2 separate regions of the Homo sapiens genome follow, and region 2 is linked to region 1. The links are chromatin loops, found by intact Hi-C in ENCODE. Cell type or tissue: heart right ventricle. All regions are shown on one strand.

Evidence for each region. Hi-C counts contacts between places; a loop is a spot of excess contacts. Peaks named below come from ENCODE experiments on the same cell type or tissue, not always from the same donor. Only the 100,000 strongest peaks of a DNase experiment are listed, where the experiment ranks them.
Region 2: it touches region 1 in a loop (11-fold over the local background); 74 of 110 quality-filtered maps call a loop at or near these places.

What each region holds. Positions count from the first base shown.
Region 1 is chr11:33,360,420-33,365,419 of GRCh38, reverse strand. No RefSeq gene overlaps it. Among named protein-coding and RNA genes, the nearest start is that of KIAA1549L, 13 kb to the left of the region's middle. In heart right ventricle, a CTCF peak has its summit at 2,882 (motif pointing left); no DNase peak of the experiment used is centred here.
Region 2 is chr11:33,742,811-33,747,810 of GRCh38, reverse strand. FBXO3 (F-box protein 3) reads left to right here. Exons shown (of 11, transcript NM_012175.4): 10 at 491-681. Among named protein-coding and RNA genes, the nearest start is that of CD59, 8.9 kb to the right of the region's middle. In heart right ventricle, no CTCF peak of the experiment used is centred here; no DNase peak of the experiment used is centred here; H3K27ac peaks cover 4,743 bases.

The DNA of each region.
Region 1 (5,000 bases):
AAACACCATTTAAACTACTGATACATTTTTTTGCAAAGAAATAAAACGCTTAACTCTCAATGCTTCTCATGTTTTTAATTGGTATGCTATATAAATATTAGCTTTTCTATTTTTTCATTTCCCTATACATTTACAACCAACAGTAAGAGACTTAGCAATGCTTTAACAAAAAAATAATGTTAAAGGTCATGGAACAATTGTAATTTTTCCCATTGATAAAGATCACATAGTCTGAGCTTCTATAGTCATTTTTATGGCCACACACTGCTGTCCAAAGTAAGGATGAGTTATACTCAAAACATATCACCTTTGAATAATTTTACTATTATCTGTGCTCTTGAAGTTATTTATGTCTATCTTATCTATGTTAAATGGTGCAAATCTCTTTCCAGCTCTGTGTTCAGCGACATTGTGCAGATAGCTTGAAATTGTTCTTGGTGGGAGCATTTACACCATGAAAATTGGCAAACACTACAAATCAGGGCTTGACTTATTGTTTTGTTGATCATCTAGACTTGAGAAAGTTATGGAGAAAATGTTAATGTGGACTATATTTAAATGTTTATCTTACCTATGGTTGTACATTGTTAATAACAAACAAAATATGGGGAAAAAAGGGAAAGCGTATTCTTCCAGTATTTGAAAATTATCGTCAGATAGAGCAAAGAATTCACTCATGTCATTGTTGAACAAGTGAAGTTCTAACATACGTCTTTGTTGTTTCCTTTTGGTCTTAAATGTAAAAGAAAACAATAACAAACACTGACATCAAAAGTATACTTGTTGATCAATACCATGAGCAACTTCTTGGCTAAATCAGGTAGTAATCAAGCATTTATTCATAGCCTGATTTTGTCAAATCATGGTAGAATTATAACCTTAAGTTGGAAGAATTATAACCTTAGGCTGGCTGTAAGTATATAAATAGATATACTGTACTATACTATACTATACTATACTATACTATACTATACTATATGTCTATCTATATACTCTTAGTATGTCTACAGCCAACTTAAGGTTTTACTTAAGTCTATACTTATAAGTATACTTATATGTCTGGTAAAACTCAACAAAAGCATTCTATGAGAACCAGTTGGCCATATGGAATTTATAATAAAGACTGTTGTATACTTTATTATCATTTATAAATTATGTGCTACCATTCTTTATATTCATGTAATTTATAACAAATTTATATAAATACATATGAATACCCCCTTACCCACCCAGCTAGTTGGTGAACATTTGCCAGCACTGCATTTTAGAGAATGTAATTAGGTGGGACTTTCACAGCTGTAGAGTCAAACAGGGACTGGAATTTCACCATTGCTTCTTTCTGTGTTATCTTTGTTTTGTTTTGATTTGCTTTGTTTTGTTTTGTTTGGAGTCTCACTCTGTCGCTCAGGCTGGAGTGCAGTGGCACGATCTCGGCTTACTGCAACCTCCACCTCCCAGGTTCAAGTGATTCTCCTGCCTCAGCCTCCCAAGTAGCTGGGATTACAGGCACGTGCCACTATGCCCAGCTGATTTTTTGTGTTTTTTAGTAGGGACGAAGTTTCACCATGTTGGTCAAGCTGGTCTCGAACTCCTGACCTCAGGTGATCCACCTGCCTCGGCTTCCCAAATTGCAGTGCTAGGATTACAGGCATGAGACACATCGCCCGGCCTCTTTCTGTGTTATCTTAAGTAAACTACTGAGCTTCTCTAAGCCTTTTCTTTTTCTGCAAAATAAAAAAAATAAAGAAGGATTTGTCACAAGAAGGGGTTGTTGTGAGAATAAGCCACATAAAAGGCTCTGGTACAATGTAGGTGTTGAATGTCTGTTACTCTTTTCCTCTTATCTTTTCCTTCCACTTCCAGCTGCCAAATCCTCTAAGTTTTATTTCCTTTGCTGGAGATAAAATGATCTACACGTTTTCGTACTACATCGCAGGTCTACCTGACAGCAGAGAAACGAATGGATGAATGGATGTCTTCCTTTGATTCCTTGATAAACCAGTCAGTCTAAGTAGTAATTTAAGAATTCATGGACGGTTGAAATCCTTTCTCACTTTTTCAAAATATATAAAAATTAGAAACAGAGCCGGCCGGGCACTGTGGCTCACGCCTGTAATCCCAGCACTTTGGGAGGCTGAGACGGGCGGATCAAGAGGTCAGGAGATCGAGACCACCCTGGCTAACACGGTGAAACCCCGTCTCTACTAAAAATACAAAAAAATTAGCCGGGCGTGGTGGCGGGCGCCTGTAGTCCCAGCTACTCGGGAGGCTGAGGCAGGAGAATGGCATGAACCCAGGAGGCGGAGGTTGCAGTGAGCCGAGATCACACCACTGCACTCCAGCCTGGGCGACAGAGCGAGATTCCGTCTCAAAGAAAAAAGAAAAAAGAAAAAAAGGAAAGGAAGGAAGGAAGGAAGACGAAAGAAAGAAAGAAAGAAAGAAAGAAAGAAAGAAAGAAAGAAAGAAAGAAAGAAAAAGAAAGAAAGAAAGAAAGAAAGAAAGAAAGAAAGAAAGAAAGGAAGGAAGGAAAGAGAGAGAGAGAGAGAAAGAAAGAAAGAAAAAGAAAGAAAGAAAGAAAAAGAAAAACTGAGCCAAGTGTGGTGGCTTATGCCTGTAATCCCAGCAATTTGGGAGGCCGAAGTGGGAGGATCACTTGAGCCCATGAGTTTGAGGCTACAGTGAGCTATGATTATGCCACTGCCCTCCAACCTAAGTGACAGAGAGACAGAAACATCGTCTCTAACAATAAAAATTACAAAATTAGACACTCCGACATAGCCTACACTGCTCATATTTCTGCTTTGCTATTTTCTTTAAAGTTATTATGAGACCAAACTTAAAAAAAAATTTATTAGGAAACTTCCCCCCCTGCTGGCCATAATACAACATAGCAATACTATATTGAACGGCATTACTAAACGTCAAACTGAAAATAAACTCAAAATAACTAATCTTGCAAACTGCCTACCCACAGACCAGCTCTGGCCTGAAGACAACTTGTGTTTGGTATACACCATGTCTAAAATAATTTTTTTAAAAAACTTTTGAATTAGTTGCCAATATCTGACATGCATATTTCTGTGTTTTCTCCAAAAAGTAGACATTGGTGCACATTTGGTCTGCCATCCTACTTGTGTTTCCTGATTACTTTGGGTGGGGCTTTGACTCTCCACTCGGCCAGTCCCCACTCAGTCTGCTTCATCTACTTATGGCATCTGCCCAGCCCTTGCTGCTTTTAAGTTTGCAACCCCAGGCTCTCTCAATTTGCCAATGAGTACACTGAAGCCCAAACTTGCTCAAAATCATACTACCTATAGTAGCAGCAAAGCAGATAATGAAATATGGGCCTCCTAAATTGCATTCAACAGATGTTTATTGATTTCATTCATCTATTTAACAAATGTTTTAGTGCTGACTGTGGCCAGGTACATAGCAAATGTCAAAGAAACAGAGTCTGCAGGATTAAAATGGCCTTTGTCTTTAGAGCTTACAGTTAGTGCAAAGAGCAGGTGGGCAAGGCAAGAAATATAATGAAAGTGATGAAACAAGGGATAAGGGAACTGTGGCGATGCTGCAGCACAGTTCCTGCTCTCACCTCAGCACCTGGTTCAAGTTCATCATCATCATTGAGAATACAAATATTACCAAGATTTTCTAAATAATGTCCTCAAACCCTAGGGCCCACATTGATTCAACATTCACTGGGCACAAGTGCTAAATACTAGAGAAAGAGTAGTAAATGCTGCATTTACTACATTACTTCTCCCAAGCATGCCCTCTAAAATAGTCACTCATTCATCTCCCTGTTCATCCTGCCTTCGGAATTACCATCTGCAATCAGTGTGCTAGGCTAAGAGGGACTCAAGATCAGTAAGATCCATGGAGTGTGCAGTAGTTGCTGGGCAAGCCACATCTCTGCAAAAATAGGAATCAGACATACCCTTAAGTAATGGAGACATGGGATTAAAGCTAAACTAAGAGAAGAGCAAAAACGAATCATGACACCACGATTAAACACCCATGACATCCATGACTGGGAAGTAGTACAAGACAAAGGGATTAGTTTTGTGCCTGACCTGTAAAAATTACTCTGAGTTCTTTGAAACCTGGGCTTTTTGTTGAAATGGCTGATTTCAGATCTGAGGCAGAAAAGGTACAAGGTGAGCCCAAGACATTCTTTTGGGCCAGAAAGCAAGGGAACATTCAGACAAATGTGGTGATGTCAAAAAGATTCAGGGGTCTTGAAGATAATTGGTCACTTTAACCTACTGAATAAAGCAAAATCCATGAACCCATAGTGATGACAGAAAAACAGAGAGCGAGAGAGCTTGTGTACAGGGAGAAAGCCTGTTTTTACAGAAAGATGCCAGGTCATGAATGTATTTAAGAGAAGGAATCATAGAGTTGAAAATCACTATTTTTGCAATCCCCAGTGTAATAGATTCAGACAGCAATCATTAATGGATGCTAAAAACACCGAGTAAAATGTTATTGATACTTTCAAAGTATCACCCCACCAATGACAGTGGAGAGATTTGCCAGTCATCACTCTTTAACTGTCATCCCTGATAGTGAACAACCTGACGTGACACAATGACGCAACTCCTATAATTACCTTTGCACATGAACACCGAATTAAGGCATTAGAACCAGCCTCTACTTTACAGAAAATAGAGATGAGCCAATTAGGACAAATGAACAATCAGACAAATCCAGAATGTACAATATTCTAGCCTGAACTTGTGGCTCATGCCTGTAATCCCAGCACTTTGGGAAGCCGAGGTGGGTGGATCATTTGAGGTCAGGAGTTCAAGACCAGCCTGGCCAACATGGTGAAACCCCATCTCTACTAAAAATAAAAAAATTAGCTGGGCATGGTGATGGGGGCCTGTAATCCAAGCAACTCTGGAGGCTGAGGCAGGAGAATTGCTTGAACCCAGAAGGCGGAGGTTGCAGTGAGCTGAGATCACACCACTGCACTCCAGCCTGGGTGTCAGAGT
Region 2 (5,000 bases), 380 kb before region 1:
GCTAAGCGCAGTGGCTCACGCCTGATATCCCAGAACTTTGGGAGGCCAAGGTGGGCGGATCACCTGAGGTCAGGAGTTTGAGACCAGCCTGGCCAATGTGGCAAAACCCTGCCTCTACTAAAAATACAAAAATGAGCTGGGCATCATGGCAGGTGCTTGTAATCCCAGTTACTCAGGAGGCTGAGGTGGGAGAATAGCTTGAGCCCAGGAGGTGGAGTTTGCAGTGAGCTGAGATCACGCCACTGCACTCCAGCGTGGGCAACAGAGCAAGACTCTGTCTCAAAAAAAAAAAAAAAGTCAAGAGGAATAAAATACCTACTCATTGTCCTATCACTGTTAACATTTTGTTACATTTTCTTTTGGAATTTTTTTTTCTAACTGTGCATTTACTATTATATAGTTTACATAATGCCATGGAGACCATACCTTATTTATTGTAATAAAGAAATGAATTTTATACTTTGGTTTATTGTTACTGTTTTCCCTGCAGGTGAATTTCCAATCATCAGCCCAGGTCGGGTATATGAATACACAAGCTGTACCACATTCTCTACAACATCAGGATACATGGAAGGATATTATACCTTCCATTTTCTTTACTTTAAAGACAAGATCTTTAATGTTGCCATTCCCCGATTCCATATGGCATGTCCAACATTCAGGGTGTCTATAGCCCGATTGGTAAGTTAAATTTTCCTCTAGTGCTGATTTACATGACTTTGTAGGGTTAACACTGCAGATAAGCCAGGCAAATAGTTAGTTTATAAATAGTGTTCCAGAGAACCCTAGAGATTTTGAGAAAGTATCTTGGGGGTCATGTGAATTTGTTGAGAGAAATGGACAAGTAAATGAGGCTCCATAGTCTCTAACCAGAGAATTTCTGCTGTTTTAAAGATTCAACTTGTTTTTCACTGTTCAGTGGCCTAAATGTAGATTATGAGAAATACCACATTAGACCAGTAGAATCAGCTTTAAGACTGGGAAAACAACTTCTTACAGTGTTTTTGCTCAAACTTCCAATTTAATGTCAAATAAACAAATATTCCATAAAGATCATTATAAAGAAAATTTAATGTGTGGATGTGTACTTTTGGCAGTCTCTCTGGGATCATTTCTTAAGTCAACTAGGTATATTTTTTAAAATCTCGTTTTTAGGGTTACCTTATGACAAGTGTAACAGTAACTCCAACCTTAGAGACTATAACATGATTAAAGAAAGTTATGAAGCTCCAGTTATACAATGGGGATAAAATATGAATTATATACCCAGAATGCAATTGAGTTGTAGGTGTTGAATCTTTGGAAAATGCCCTCTAGCTTCTGGAATGACCCTGATGGATGGGTTTAAGTTTGGAAAGATGGACATGATATTAATCTGATCCAGAGCTGACACATTTTCAACTCCAGTTTGAAAAGAGAAGGATGATAATGAGACTTTGGGCCATTACCTGTGTGGCATATCTAGTGAAAAGAATCTACAGTGTGCGTTTGGAAGTGAAGATTTAGATTTCTTCCCAGTGGAGGAATGCCAGAAACTGTATTTCCAGTACTGGGAATTTGCTGCTTTGCATAACAGAATTCCTTTTTTGACTGGCCCAGTATCTGTATGAGTTTGGAATAATCTTTTCCCTAAATGTTTGATATGATTCATCACTGAAGTTATCTGGGGCTAGAGTTCTGTTTGTGGGAAAATTTTGAAATTTGAATTTAATTTCTTTAATATTCATATTTTCTATTTCTTCTTGTTTCAGTTTTGGTAATTTGTGCCTTTCAAGGAATTTGTCCATTCCATCTAAATGTTGAATTTATTGGTATAAAGTTATTGACAGTATTCCCTTGATATCCTTTTAATGGCTACAAAAGCCATAGTCACTTGTCCTCTTTTGTTCTTAATATTGTTAATTTATATCTTCTCTTTTGTTCATTGCTTTAGTTAGGGGTTTGTAATTTTTATTGATCATTTAAAGGAGCAACTTTTGGTTTTACTAATTTTCTCTATTTGCTTATTTTCTATCGCATTGATTTCTGCAGTTATCTTTATTTCTTTCCTTCTACTTTGAGTTTGCTTTTCTTCTAGCTTTTTTAAGGTAGAAGTTTATATTAGTAATTTTAGAACTTTTCTCTCTCCAAGCACTGTTTTAGCTGCATTTCACAAGTTTTGATGTGTTTTCATGAACGCGTAGTTCAAAATAGTGTCAGATTTCCCTTGTAATTTAATTTTGATCTATGACTTTTCTAGAAATGTGTTAATTTTCAAACATTTGGGGGAGTTTTCAGTTATCTTTTGGCTATCGATTTTTTAAATTTATTGTGGTTAGAGAATTTGCTCTGTATTTTCAATCCTAAATGTTTTATGGCCCAAAATTATGGTTTATCTTGGTAAATGATCCTTGTATATTTGAAAATAATGTACATTCTGCTATTTTGGGGAATATTACTCTATAAATGATAGGTCAAATCGGTTGACAGTTTTTTTCAAGTCTTCTGTATACTTGCTGATTTTTTTTTTTTTTGGTCTTTGTCCTATCAACAAGTGAGAGATGATTGTTGAAATCTCCAAATATAATTATAGTTTTTTGTTTCTCTTTTTAGTTCTGTCAGGTTTGCTTCATGTATTTTGAAGCTGTATAATTATATGCAAATATGCTAAGGATTATTATGTATTTTTAATGACATAATTCTTTCATCATTATGAAATCTCCATCTTTATCGCTGATAATATTCCTTGTCCTAAAGTTCAAAGAGCATTGAGGTGTGTTTTGGCAGGCAGTTGAGTTACTATTGGGTCGACTTGATCCTTTGGAATCTTGTTTGTTTTTAATGTTTGTTAGGGTGGGTGTAAAGTTGTCTTTATTTAAGGACGGTGGTTGTCAACTTTCAGTCTCATGACCCCCTGAAACTCTAAAAACTTATTGAGGACTCCGAAGAATTCTTGCTTATGTGGATTGTATTAATGCTTACCATATCAGAAATTAAAACTGAGAAATAAGTAAAACAATATTTACTTATTAGTTCCTTTTCAAATGACAATAATAAACCCATTTCATGTTCAGCTCTCTCTTAACTATGTTCTTTCTTATTAGTTTTCGTTTCCTTCTAACCACAAATAAACATATAAAATCTTGACCTGCCTTGTGGAAAATGTTTTCTCTCAAGGATGAGAAATAAAATGAGAATTCTGGACTTACTTCTTATCAACATTAAAAAAGCCATGGGGGTTGTATTTGTTGACCTTTCCTGTTTGTATATTAGTTTTCTGATATGGAGAATTGTTCTGCTTTTTCGTCCTCTACCAGTCTGATTAATTCGTAGGCTTAACACTTCCTTTTTCTTTCTCCTTGGAATGCCTCTTGGGATATGCATTAGTTGGTCTTATGTCTTTTCTTGGTCTAGGTGGTGTGTGTGTTTGGCTTGTTTGGGGCACTTTTAGAGGCTCCAGCTGCACATTTCCACTCCTCTCTGTGTGTTCCTCTCTGCATCTGCTGTTTGTGTGTGTACACTTTTTTTCTGAGCAATCTTTCTCCTTAGCCACATTGAGTTCTTTAACAGTTTTTCTGTTTTCTTCTTCATTAAGATAATTAATAATCATACTACTCACATATCATGTTTTAGAACTTCCTAAGCCTTTCCCTTTCCCACCTTTTGGACCTCCTAACTGAATTTCAAAGTCTTCATTCCTTAGATTAAAAAAATAAATCCAAAGATAAAAGAATGTAATGTCTTATAAGTCGTATCAGTGTATATTTTCTCTGTTATTGTTGTTAGTGTTATAATAAATCCTAAGTGACACAATTCCTTTCTCCTACATTAATTCATTTGCTTGTACAACAACTATTTATTGAGCACTGTGATTAACAATATAATCAAATTCCCTGCCTTGGAATTTACATTCCAATTCAAAGAGACAAACTGTAACAATAAACACTATGTCCTTATATTAAGTAGTAATAAGTGCTGTGGAGAAACAGCAGAGTAAAGGGGATAAAGAACGTATTGTTAGGTTGTTCTAATATAAAGATGTGTCAGGAGAGGCCTTGGTGACATTTAAGCTGAAACGTGAAAGGAGCAGAGGGAATTAGGTGGATATGTGGGAGACGAGAGGTCGAAGCAAAGGAGCAGCACGTGTGGAGGTTCCGAAACAGTAATGTGCTTGGTGTGCTTGACCCAAGGAGGCCAGTGTAGCTGGAGTGCAGTGAACAACAGGGAGAGGGGCTGGAGATTAGATCAGAGTGTTAATGGGGTGGTGGATCACGTAACACCATAAAAGCCTTGGTGGAAGGACTCTGGCTGACATCACGCCCCAAGTTGCCCCATACTTTCCAGAATACCAAGTAGGTCCTTGCTGTTCAGAATTCTGTTCAATGTAGCAGCCCCTCCCATTGCGTCTTCAAATGTGTGAGAGAGAACATTGACAGCAGAGTAAGTCATGGCTTGATTACAGACATTGCATGGGCAGAATTGACATTTCCAAGAGATATTCAGATGCATGTTCAACATCACTACTGTCCTAATCTGAGAGCCTCCAACAAGGTAATTTTAAAATAGAGGCTGTCATTTCCTTCCAGTGTGGGTTGATCTTAGATATATACTTATAACGAATCGGCAAAGTGACACTGTGATTTCTGAGTTAGAAAAAGGTAATATTCCTTCAGCCTAGGGTTCTGTCTTTCTCTCCTGGGACATGTGTCTTTGACACCCTGAGCCACCATGTAAGAAGTCCAGCTACCATGAAGCCGTCATGCAGAAGAGACCATGTAGAGACATCACACAGAGATAGAGGGAGGCACCCAGGAGCCCCAGCTGTTTCAGACTCCAGATATTTGGATCATCCTGCGCGGGTACCAGACATGTGAATGAAGAAGCTCGTGAGATGACTGCAGTTCCAGCTACCATCGGACTGCAACATCACGGGACACCCCAACCCAGAACCACCCCACTGAATACTTCCCAAACACCAACCCACATGAACCATGAGAGATAATAATGACTGTTGCTGTTTC